Regions from separate parts of the Homo sapiens genome. Here region 2 is linked to region 1. Evidence: chromatin contacts called from ENCODE Hi-C data. All regions are on one chromosome and are shown on one strand. The core of a region is the stretch at or near the end of the contact, and the rest is flanking DNA. Distances in the headings are between cores, read along the strand shown.

The links. Hi-C counts contacts between places; a loop is a spot of excess contacts on that map. Pooled maps may share reads with other maps.
Region 2: a loop to region 1 is called in a pooled map, with 1.9 times the contacts of the local background. The contact joins two enhancer-like sites. A Hi-C loop is called at or near these places in 2 of 50 pooled maps.

Annotation. Positions count from the first base shown.
Region 1 is chr3:27,358,378-27,364,035 of GRCh38, forward strand. All of the region lies in intron 1 of NEK10 (NIMA related kinase 10), which reads right to left. Among named protein-coding and RNA genes, the nearest start is that of NEK10, 8.2 kb to the right of the region's middle. Within about 2 kb of position 2,319, at least 6 of the 41 ENCODE cell types and tissues checked have a DNase peak (open chromatin) inside an H3K27ac peak, as active enhancers do.
Region 2 is chr3:27,858,884-27,864,406 of GRCh38, forward strand. LINC01980 (long intergenic non-protein coding RNA 1980) reads left to right here. Exons shown (of 5, transcript NR_146630.1): 5 at 1,204-1,442. Among named protein-coding and RNA genes, the nearest start is that of LINC01981, 28 kb to the left of the region's middle. Within about 2 kb of position 2,313, at least 3 of the 41 ENCODE cell types and tissues checked have a DNase peak (open chromatin) inside an H3K27ac peak, as active enhancers do.

The DNA.
Region 1 (5,658 bases), core at 1,069-3,568:
GCCCTAGACAAGTACAGCTATAATCACAGTTATGATTCATTGTTGAATTTTTAAATCCATTTTTTAAAAGAAACTCTCAGAAGTAATTTCTATCCTCTATTGTTTGAAATTTGGGTTAATGCTAAAGAAGTCCCTAGAGAGGCCCCTCATTTGCTCGTGATGTCTTGGTAATTGCTGAGTAAACACATGTGACAGAGAAAGAAACACATGCCATGGCAAAATTACCTGAGTGTAATTAATCTAAATTGTGCAATATTAACCTACTAACTAAATAACATAGGGAGTATTTGTGATATGGTTTTCAGATCTCTACCCAGAAACCCGTTTTTATTCCATGGTTGCCTTAGCTACTCAAAAGATCCTCAGGTGGCCTCATATTTACTAAATATAAAACAGAGTCATTTGAATCATTATGGTAAATCGCCCACAAATCCACAAATATCTTTTTTTTCCTACTAATCACTCAGGTTGCATCTTTGTAAATACTCCATTTTATTTACTACATTTACTAATGGTTAAAAACGGTACTTATAAAGTAATAACAGGCCAGGGAGTGGTGGCTTATGCCTGTAATCCCAACACTTTGGGAGGCCAAGGCAGGCAGATCACCCGAGGTCAGTTCAAGACCAGCCTGACCAACATGGTGAAACACCGTCTCTACTAAAAACACAAAAATTAGCCAGGTGTGGTGGTGCATGCCTGTAGTCCCAGTTACTCAGGAGGCTGAGGCAGGAGAATCACTTGAACCCAGGAGGCAGAGGTTGCAGTGAGCCGAGACCGTGCCACTGCACTCCAGCCTGGACAACAGAATGAAACTCCATTTCAAAAAAAAAAAAAAAATCAATCAATCAATCAAAAATAAAGTAATAACAGTGAAAATACATCAGATTAAAGTTAATTACCATTTTGGCTATGTCAGGTTTATTATTTTGAAAAAAGCACTAAAATAAACTGCAATGAACCCTACCACAAAAGGAAGTTAGAACTTCCTGTACTGACAAGAAGTCTCTGTTTCTTCTGATGAATAATGATTAACCTTTCATTTTAGATGACAAGTTACAGTTCTGTCTGTTTTCAAAGGGACATATTAAAAGAATTTAGAGAACTTTCAGCCCCATAACTAACTAGAAGTACAAAATGGAAAATCATTTCTCTAATTCCTTTACTGTAGATATTTTTCTAAAAATTCCTCTAATAGTGATTCTTTGAGAAAAGTAGTTAAAATAAGATAAAAAGTCACATAGAGCAGCCAGAGATAAGACAAACATGTTAAAATGCACTGGTTAAATGTTTAGTTCTCAGTTTTGATGACTGTAACATGGTGATGACAAATGTCAACATTAAGGGAAGCTGAGTGAAGGGTATATGGGAATTCTGTGCTGTTTTTGCAGTTTCTATGTTACGTCTAAAATTATTTCAAAATACACACTTAAAATGTATTCACCACTTCAGCAGTTTATGTAGTTAAAGTGCTTTGAGAATAAAGAAACAATTTTCTTTTTGCAAAGAATATTTGCACTAAATCTCACAAATATACAGTGCTTGGACTTTTCAAATTATGTATGCTTTAGAAAACTATAAATCCTCCACAGAAAATGTCAAGTTAAATTGGTCAAATTGCTGGAAAATAAACACACACACATTTTCAAAATAAGGTGAGCAAAAAGTTGAGGAAATCCTGTAAGAAACATAACTTGCTAATACCCATTACAGTTTAAAAAGGACATCTGGTTCTCTAGTCTAAACTGTTGTCTTGATTTTATCCCTTATATTACATTGTTATTGTTCTTCAATGGGAACTATATGTGGAGTTAGCAGAAAAGAGACAGCTATGACAAGAATAAACCTCAGAGAACATGCAGTATCAGGACGTCTAACACCCTCCAGGCCCAAGAACAGAATGTAAATGAATGAAGAGAGGTGTAGAGAGTGGTAGAGCTTCGGTCACACATGAGAAGGCACATTCTCCCAAGAGGGATTCAAAAGCACATAAAAAATGAAGCAAAACAAGAAAAGACACTTGCACAAAATAACAAAACAAATGTATAGGTCACCAGTTGCAGACCATGATTCAGCTCCCTTCTACTAGAGGAGGAAATTAAGACCCAGAGAGGAAAAATGTGTCAAAGGCCACACTGCATCTTTAGGAGTGAAGGAGAACAAAGCGCACTTCACCTTCAGGATCTAAATCTTCATGGAAAACTCTAAGGCAGATGGGAAAAAGAGAACTTGTTGATATTGGCCCTTAGCCAAGGGCAGAGGGTGATATAACAACAACTGATGTTTGCATAACTTCACCTCCTGGACCCTGGGGTGCTTGCAAACATCCATTCATTCATCCTGGTTCACTCATGTGAAATATGTAGGTGGTGTGTTTTAATCATCATAGAGTGGTAAACAAAGACACGGTTGGTACAGAATCTCCAAGGGCAGGAGTGTGTCGTCAGCTAAGGACAAGCATTATTATCATGGCCTTGCTCCTGAGTCAGTACATTTGCCACCTTCCTTGCGCAAATAGTCAATACTTTAAGCAATTTTCTATTTTATATGTAAACAAGCACTTGGGGATAAAAAGAACCAAGAATTCTAATAGTATTCTAACCCTCTCCCACTTAATCCTCGAAATAGTTACTGACCACCTGCTATGATGATGGACACTCCTTTAAGTGCTGATTTTCATTTTCCTCTGGCTAATACTGGCCCATGTTGGTCTGAGGGCTGCTCCAAAATTAACTAGAATATGTGACAACAGATACCACTATAACCTCCCTATTTTCTGATTTATTCTCATTCCAACTTATATCTTTTATTGTAAAGGGAAATCTGCAGATATAAATGTAGGTTCTGTGGATCCCCTCCATTGTCATTGCATAATGATATTTGTGGTATGCTATGTCTGTGCCTTGCGTAGCTGCTACAGCATCCAATTCTACTCATCATATGGTTTACAATGTGCCTGTGTTAGAGCAAATGAACCTGAGACTTACATATTAAGCAGCAATATTGAAAAGAGGAAAAAAGGTCCAGATGATGTGAAGGAAGAATTTATATTAACCCGTCAACAAAAATAACTAAAGTAGCACACTAAATTTCTCTTTTCTCATTGACCCCAAATAGAATATGAGTATATTCTATTTCCTGATTTTGTGAGAAACAGAAAGGTGAGAATTATATTTATTCATTACTCCAAGAAATATTTATTGAGTCCCTAGTATATGCCAGGCACTGAGGATACAACACTGAATAAGACATGGTTCATAATGTCTTCCAATAAAATAGTTAACCATCATTGTAATAAGTAATAAAGTAAGTACAGATTCAACCCAAACCCCTAGAACTTTCACAAGTGAAGAGAAGACTGAATCAACAAATTGATGTTCATATGTTTGGTGGCGCTGCAAAAACTAGAAGTACTTTCTGAGCTATAAAATAAAATTGAATTTCATCTAATAACATTTTATTTCAAGTGCATTTTATTATTTACTGTGCTCTGACTGTGCACAAGACCACTGGGCACTACAAAAAAAAAAAATCTCTTTACAATCCAATGTGTGTGGGAAATCATAAATATGTAGGGTAAAGCATATGAAATTGCTGATAATGTCTCTTTGTAAAAGAAGACATTTTTTAATGGTTTAGGCAAATACAATGGATTAAATAAGAACACTAGAAGTGTCAAAAAGCAGAAAAAAATGTCCAAATGAGATTATAAACTGAATGAAATCAGAGGAAAGATTATAGAAAGATTTTGTGAACTGTGAACTTGAAGAAGGTCCAGAAGGATGGGCAGGGGGGTGAACAACGGGCCTGGCCAGTGAACACAGGGATGCAGGCAAGATGCTGAAAGTGGCTTGAGGACACAGTGAGTAGATGAGTTGAGCTGGAGCTAAAGGATCTGGAAGAAGGCAAGTGTTGGGAAAAGGAGTAAGTGGCAGCCTTCAGTCTGCAAGCCAGCTTACGGAACTGCTAATGGCTAAGAAGTTTGGAAGCAATGCTATTCTTGGAAATGTAAAACATCTATATGCAGATCATTCAGCTTATTATCACATTCCATTAATCTTTGGCCAACTCTTTTGGATAAAGAGGAATTGACCTGAGATAATGTTAGAGTGTCCATGGAATTCAAAGAACTGCATTAAGTAGCAGGAACACCAGAGGTAATTATATGAGGCAAGGAGAATGCAAACATATTAGGTGGGCGCAAAAGTAATTGTGGTTTTTGCCATTACTTTCAATGGCAAAAACTGCAATTACTTTTGCGCCAACCTAACACATTCATTCATCCTGTCTCAAATAGTCCCAAATAAGACAGAGTCCTTTGGCATGGACGTCAGAAAAATGACACCTTCCTCTTCCTCACCCCCGTATCTGATATTTGGCTACTAAGTCCTATTTTTCTATTAAATATGACACTTATCTGTCCACCGTCACTGCCAACGCCCTAGTCCAAACTTACATCAGTGCTCACCTGAACTACCATTATCACTTCCTAAATGATCTCCCAACTTCCAATTTCTCCCTCTCCCCAACTACAACAAAAAAATCTATCTCCACACATCAATAAAAGCACTCTTTTTATGGTACATATTTGACCAATTATGCCCTTATATGCTTCCCATTTCTCCTGGGATAAAAAGAAAATTTACCAAGGTCTGAGAGGTGCTGCGTGCAATTGGCGCTCCTGGCCACCCAGCCAGCTGTTACTCACACTTGGTCCTGAACTGCCACCACAGAGTTACTCCTCCTGAATATCCCCAGGCCTTTACTCCTGGACTCAAGGGCCACAGTGGTATGGAAAGGCTGGATGTCGCATCCTTCATGTCTCAACTGAAGTATCCATTCTTTGAGCTGACCTCCTAGACAGGGTCACAACCCTGCCAAGCATTGCCTTGCAGCTTTTGACAAACAGGCTGATTCAGGTCATAATTCAATAAGTACATATTTCCATCTCCATTAGTTTACTGTAAACTAGTCAAGCATATGGAGGACAGCTTTTTGGCTCATTCCCAGTATCTAGCACATACTTTGTAGTTTACAACAAAAGAGGGATTTAATAAATAATTGCTGAATGAATCAATCAATGAACAAATCCCAAGTTAAATGTGATTGGGAAGCTCCAAATATAACTGGAATATCATGATGTAGATATGGAGAGTAGAGACAACGAAAAAGAACAGCAAATAAGTTTGCCCCAGCTGACCAGTATCCAGTGATTGCAGCATGTTGATTTGACAAAATCTCTCCATAAATACAAGGAAGCCACAAAGAAAAGAATATAAAGTATTACATTGATGTTAAAGATGGACTACCTCAAGTATACATGAACAGGACAATAAGGTTTCCTAAAGGAAAGATGAGTATTCACATTGTGTCAAGTGTAGCATACACATGTGTATTATATGAATGCCACTGTCTCCACTGATGCAAGTTGACAAGTCTGGGAATGTGAATTCTTCTGGTTATACCACTGGAATATAGTCAAAAAGAATAACAGGGTTAGAGGAGACTTGGTTTCCACTTGCCCACTGAGTGACCTCAGAAATGTCACTGGAGTTCTCTGATTATTTTCTCATTGACCAAAAATTAGAAATAACAACATGCCTATGACAAGGTGGCAGTCGGGACTAAATAAAATAGTGACACCTCTTTAGAACCGTC
Region 2 (5,523 bases), core at 1,063-3,562, 500 kb after region 1:
AAACCACCATGGCACATGTTTACCTATATAACAAACCTGCACATCCTGCACATGTACCCCTGAGCTTAAACTAGAAGTTAATAAAATAATATGAACATTTCAACCATAGAGCAGGGTAGGAAATAAGGAAATAAATAAATGGCAAGACAGTGTGGACTCCAGAGCCCATCAGTGGCCTATCAATCATGAGTCTACCACTTTTTAGCTCTGTGATCTTGGGTAAGTTACTTAGCCTGTTACCACATCTCAAAAATAAAGATAAGGACTATACTTATCTCACTGGTTTATTGCGAAGATTAAAAAATTGCCTACCAAATACTTAATACATTATCTGGCAAACAATATGTGCTCAATAAAATATATGCATTATTATTATGGGTAACTTTACTGTTCTCTCAGACTATAAGACCCAAACTCTCAAATTCCAAATTTATTTGTGATGGCTCCTTTTTTTTGGCACTATCTTTGCCCACCAGCCAGTAAATAGTTAAATTATTTAAATTCCATGATCTCAACCCTTTATCTCCTTTTCTAATACCTCCTCTGAAATGCAGCTCCTCATGACTTTCCTCCTAGCAACAGAAAATCTTTTCTAATTGCCTTTGTAGCTCTGAGCACATCATTTCTTTTTAAGGATTGTCTATTGCAACTATTTTATTTAATTTCATTTTATTTTTGGAGACAGGGTCTTACTCTGTCAACTGTGTTGGAGTGCAGGGGGGGCAATCATGACTCACTGCATCGACCTCCAAAGCTCAAGTGATCCTCCCACCTTAGCCTCCTGAGTAGCTGAGACTCCAGGTGTGCACTACCAAACCTGGTACAATTTTTTAAATTTTTTTTGTAGAGACGAGGGTCTTGCTATGTTGCCCAGGATGGTCTGGAACTCTGGGGCTCAAGCAATCCTCCCGCCTCAACCTCTTAAAGTGCTGGGGTTACAGGTGTGAGACACTGTGCCCTACCGCACATTATTTCTATATTTAAGATCTGCCCTTACATGACATTGCAATAGATTATAATTTTGGTCATAATTCTTCACTCCCCTGTGATAGGATTGTACATTCATACCTTTGTCTGGTAACTTTGCTGTGCCCTCCTGCTGGGTTTGTTTCCTCACCCCATGTGACTTGCTTTGGCAATGAAATATGAGTAGATGTTGCAAGAGCAAAGGTCTTACCTGTGTTTTTTTATGATTTGGCTCAGCTCTTATGCTCCAGATCCATCATGAGAAGAACATGCCCTGGATTCCTGCTATCCCTTTAGCCATGGCTCCAAAATTAACACACACAAGGAAGACCTGAGGTCAATCCACAGCCTGGATTCAAGTCACCTAATACATAGGAGAATCAGAGCTACCCAGCCACACTCAATCTACGTTAACTGAACCTCAGCTGACCTGCAGATTTATGAGTATGAGAATAAAGGCTTGTTAATGTATATCATTAAGTTTTGTGGTGCTTACTATACATCATAATTGTGTTGATACCTGACTAGCACAGATTACTTTTCCAGCTTCACCTCTGACCATACTCTTGTAAATATGCTATAGTCCAGCTAATTATAACAACTTGATGACCTCTCCCTGTGCCCTTGGCTTTTCTACCTTTGGTATCCTGGTCCTCCTCTCCGTCTTCACATGAATATATGTAGCTGGTAGTTATTGGTTCTGGGCTAAGTAATCATGGGCGACCACTCTGTAACCTTCTCCACTCTCAGGGCAGGCTGCCATGCCATTCATGATTTTGAATTTTTTAGTTTACCTTTTCATATTTGTATAGTTTGATTCCATTACTAAAGAGAGACCTTGATTTTTAATAAAGAATTATTATTTATTGAGGGCCTTTATGTTCTAGAATTCTAATTGGTATTTTATATACAATGTCCATCCATGAGGTAGAGATTATTTTCCCCAATTTTATAGAAGGGGGAGGGGAGATTCAGAGAAGTTATGGAACTTGTTCAAAATGTGAACAGTAGAGGTAAGGCTGAAATCCACTTTTCTCCTGTTTCTCACTACTATGCTTTTTGGCTGTGCCATTTTATCTTTTACAGTTATAACCTCAAAAAATTAACACGTTAATTGATTTTTTAAACAGATAAGTGATAGAAACAACAGTTGTGAAAATCTGGAACATAAAGTGCCACATCTTAGTGGTTTTATTAAAGAAATATTAATTTAAAAATTAGATTTTAAACCTTAAATGGCTCATGCCTCCATCTCTTGAGGCCTGCCTTGTGTATTGCCAATGTTTGTGTCTTCAAGTTCTATAGAACTCAAAAGGAAACCACAGAACAACCACCCCAGGATAGCAGAGAGAGTCTGACCTAAGCCCACAGAAGCCAAAAGTAGCAGGGTTGGAGTTGAAAGCTTACACTTTGTCTTCAGCTCACACCCTGACACCTTTAGGCTTTGTCTTTTTTTAACATCAGGGTGCCAGCCTCGAATTTTTAAACCTTAACTCTGAATTTCTTGACTTTCCATATGTTTAAGATACACTTTGTGTGTTACTGTTTTGAAACAGCTGTTTGTCAGAGCTAGGGAGGAGGGAGGGAATCAAAGTTTAATGGGAGGTGCTTGTCTTAGAAGTGAGGCTGCTGAGCTCGATTCTTACAAGTTGAAGGGCCTCACTCTAAATCAGGGTTTCTCAGCCTCCGCACTATTGACTTTTGCGGCCAGGTAGTTCTTTGTTGTGGACGTCCAGGTTCCTTAAATATTGGTTAGCAGCTTTCTGGCCTCTACTCACCAGAGACCAGTGACACTGCTTTCCTCAGCTGTGACAATCAAAAGTATCTACAGATGTTGCCAAATATCTGTAACCTTCCCTGTGGCAAAATTGCTCTGATTGAGAACCATTGCTCTAAATGAATTAAAAAGACTGAGATCATTTTGTTGTTATTGTTGCTGTCTTTTAGAGACGGGATCTCACTCTGTCACCTAGCATAGAGTGCAGTGGTGAGATCATAGCTCACTGCAGCCTTGACTTCTTGGGCTCAAGTCATCCTCTTGCCCCAGCCTCCAGAGTAGCTGGGACTACTGGTGTACACCACCATGCCTGGCTAGGACTGAGATCAAACTCAGAAAGGAAGGCAAAATAAAGAGATGACAGATGAACATATCTAGAAAAATTATCCTGGTACTAGTTAGATGGACTATGAATGCATTTTACTTTTTAAACAAATCTTATTTATATTATAAATATCTTAGGAAACAAAAAATCAAATAGAAGGGCCATTACTAAATGACCGTTCTCAAAAAATCAAGCAACTTGCATAGATATACCCAGTAAATTAAAGGTGAACCCTAAACTAAAACTTGTCTCTCAGAGCAGGTTATGTATATTGGTGTAGTGACTTGGTAGACTAAGAGCAAAAGTATTCTTGATCTTGGAGTTCAATGTCCGCAGAGCCAGAAAACCTGAGAGCTCTGCTATTTTTAAGCTGCTACATATTGACTGCCTCAATTGCTTCAGGGGCTTTGCTTTGTGTCTTACTATATGAGGTAGACATTATTGTTCCCATTTTACGGATGATGAATATGAGGTATACAGAGGTATCACTTGCCCAGGTTCACGGGGACATGGTCAAGAATTAAAATCAGGTCTGCCTGGCTATCAAGCTTGGGCTCTTCAATCATTATGGTTTCGGCATCCCACAGCTGGGATAAGGCCACGGATTCATTGAACTTGACAAAGTAATCATCACATTTGTTATCTCACCTCACACTGAACCCAGGCCTGCTCTGTCCTCTGATGCCTCTGCCCAGAGCTGACCACGCAAGGGCATTCAAGGAGATTGTTGTCACATAAGATTGTCTCATAGAAGTCTCTGGCTCAAATATTGCATGATTCTGTGATTCTAATGAATGTCGTCCAGAGAAAGGAAGAATGCCATGACATTATTTATACTGAGCTAGCAGGAGCTATTTGGAAAGAAGCACCCAAGTGATGCAGAAAAGTAGATCTAGTGTTTCTGTCAGGAATTCCATATTAGTGCAGGCAGTGGGATATTAGATGGTGGGATATTATATGTAACCTTGTTATAATGGGTGCAGAAGATATGGAAACCCTCTAGTAGGGAAGGCATGGGGGCCTATGGGACCAGACAAAACCAGATGTCATAATGAGGGGCTTCTTGTATTGCTGAAATTCTGTTAAGACACTTATATTCCTCGGACTCGAGCTAAACCTAGGTGTTGCTCATTATTAAACAAAATGTCAGTAAATGTACAGTATTCCAGGCATTATTGATGGTGAGTTTTATTATTTCCCTGAGCTTTACTAAGGTGTTATTGACAAAAAATTTAGATATTTACAATGTACATGTGATGTTTGATATATGTATACACTGTGAAATGATTTAATCAATCAAATTAACTTGCCCATTACCTCACACACTTAGAATTTTTTTGTGTTGAGAGATTAAGATCTAATCTCTTAGCAATTTCCAAGTATACAATACATTATTAATAATTACAGTCATCATGCTGTACAATAGATCTCCAGAAGTTATTCATCCTATCTGACTGACATCTTGTATCCTTTAAACAATATCTACCCATTCGTCTTACCTCTCCGCAGTTCCTGGCAATCAGCATGCTACTCCCTGTGAGTTTCACGTTTTTAGATTTTACATAAAGTGCGGTCACGCAGTATTTGTCTTTCTCTGGTTTATTTCACTTAACAAAATGTTCTCCACATTCATCTATATTGTTGCAAATGACAAGGATTCCTTCTTTTTTAAGGCTGAATAGTATCCCATTGTGTATATATATTACATTTTCCTTTATCCATTTATATGTTGATAGATCTTAGGTGAATAATGCTGCAGTGAACATGGGACTATGGATATCTCTTTGACATACTGGTTTTATTATACATTTTTTGGGGGGGGGTTCTATACCCAGAAGTGGGATTGCTAGATCATATGGTAGTTCTTTTTTTTTTTTCTTTTTAAGAAATCTCTACACTGTGTTCCATAGTGGCTTTACACTGTGTTCCATAGTGGCTTTACTAACTTATATTTCCACCAATAGTATACAAGGTTTTCCTTTTCTCCACATCCCCACCAACACTTGTTGTATTTTTTCTTTTTGGTAGTAGCCATTCTAACAGGAGTGATGCAATATCTCACTGCTAATTTGCATTCTCCGATATTGAATGTTTTCTTCGTATATCTGTGGGCCATTTTTATGTGTTCTTTAAAAAAATTATATTCAGATCTTTTGTCCATTTTTCAGTGGGCTTATTTGTGTTCTTGTGATTGATTTGAATTTCTTACATATTTTCACTATTAACCCCTTGTCTATATATGGTTTACAAATATTTTTTCCTAATCTCTAGGTCACTTTTTCATTTTGTTGATGGTTTCTGTTGCTGTGCAGAAGCTTTTTAGTTTGATGAAATCCCACTTATTTATTTTTGCTTTTGTAGCCTGAGCTTTTGTTGTGATATCCAATAAATCATTGACAAGGCCAATGTCCAGGAGGTTTTCCTCTGTTTTCTTCTAGGAATTTTATGATTTCAG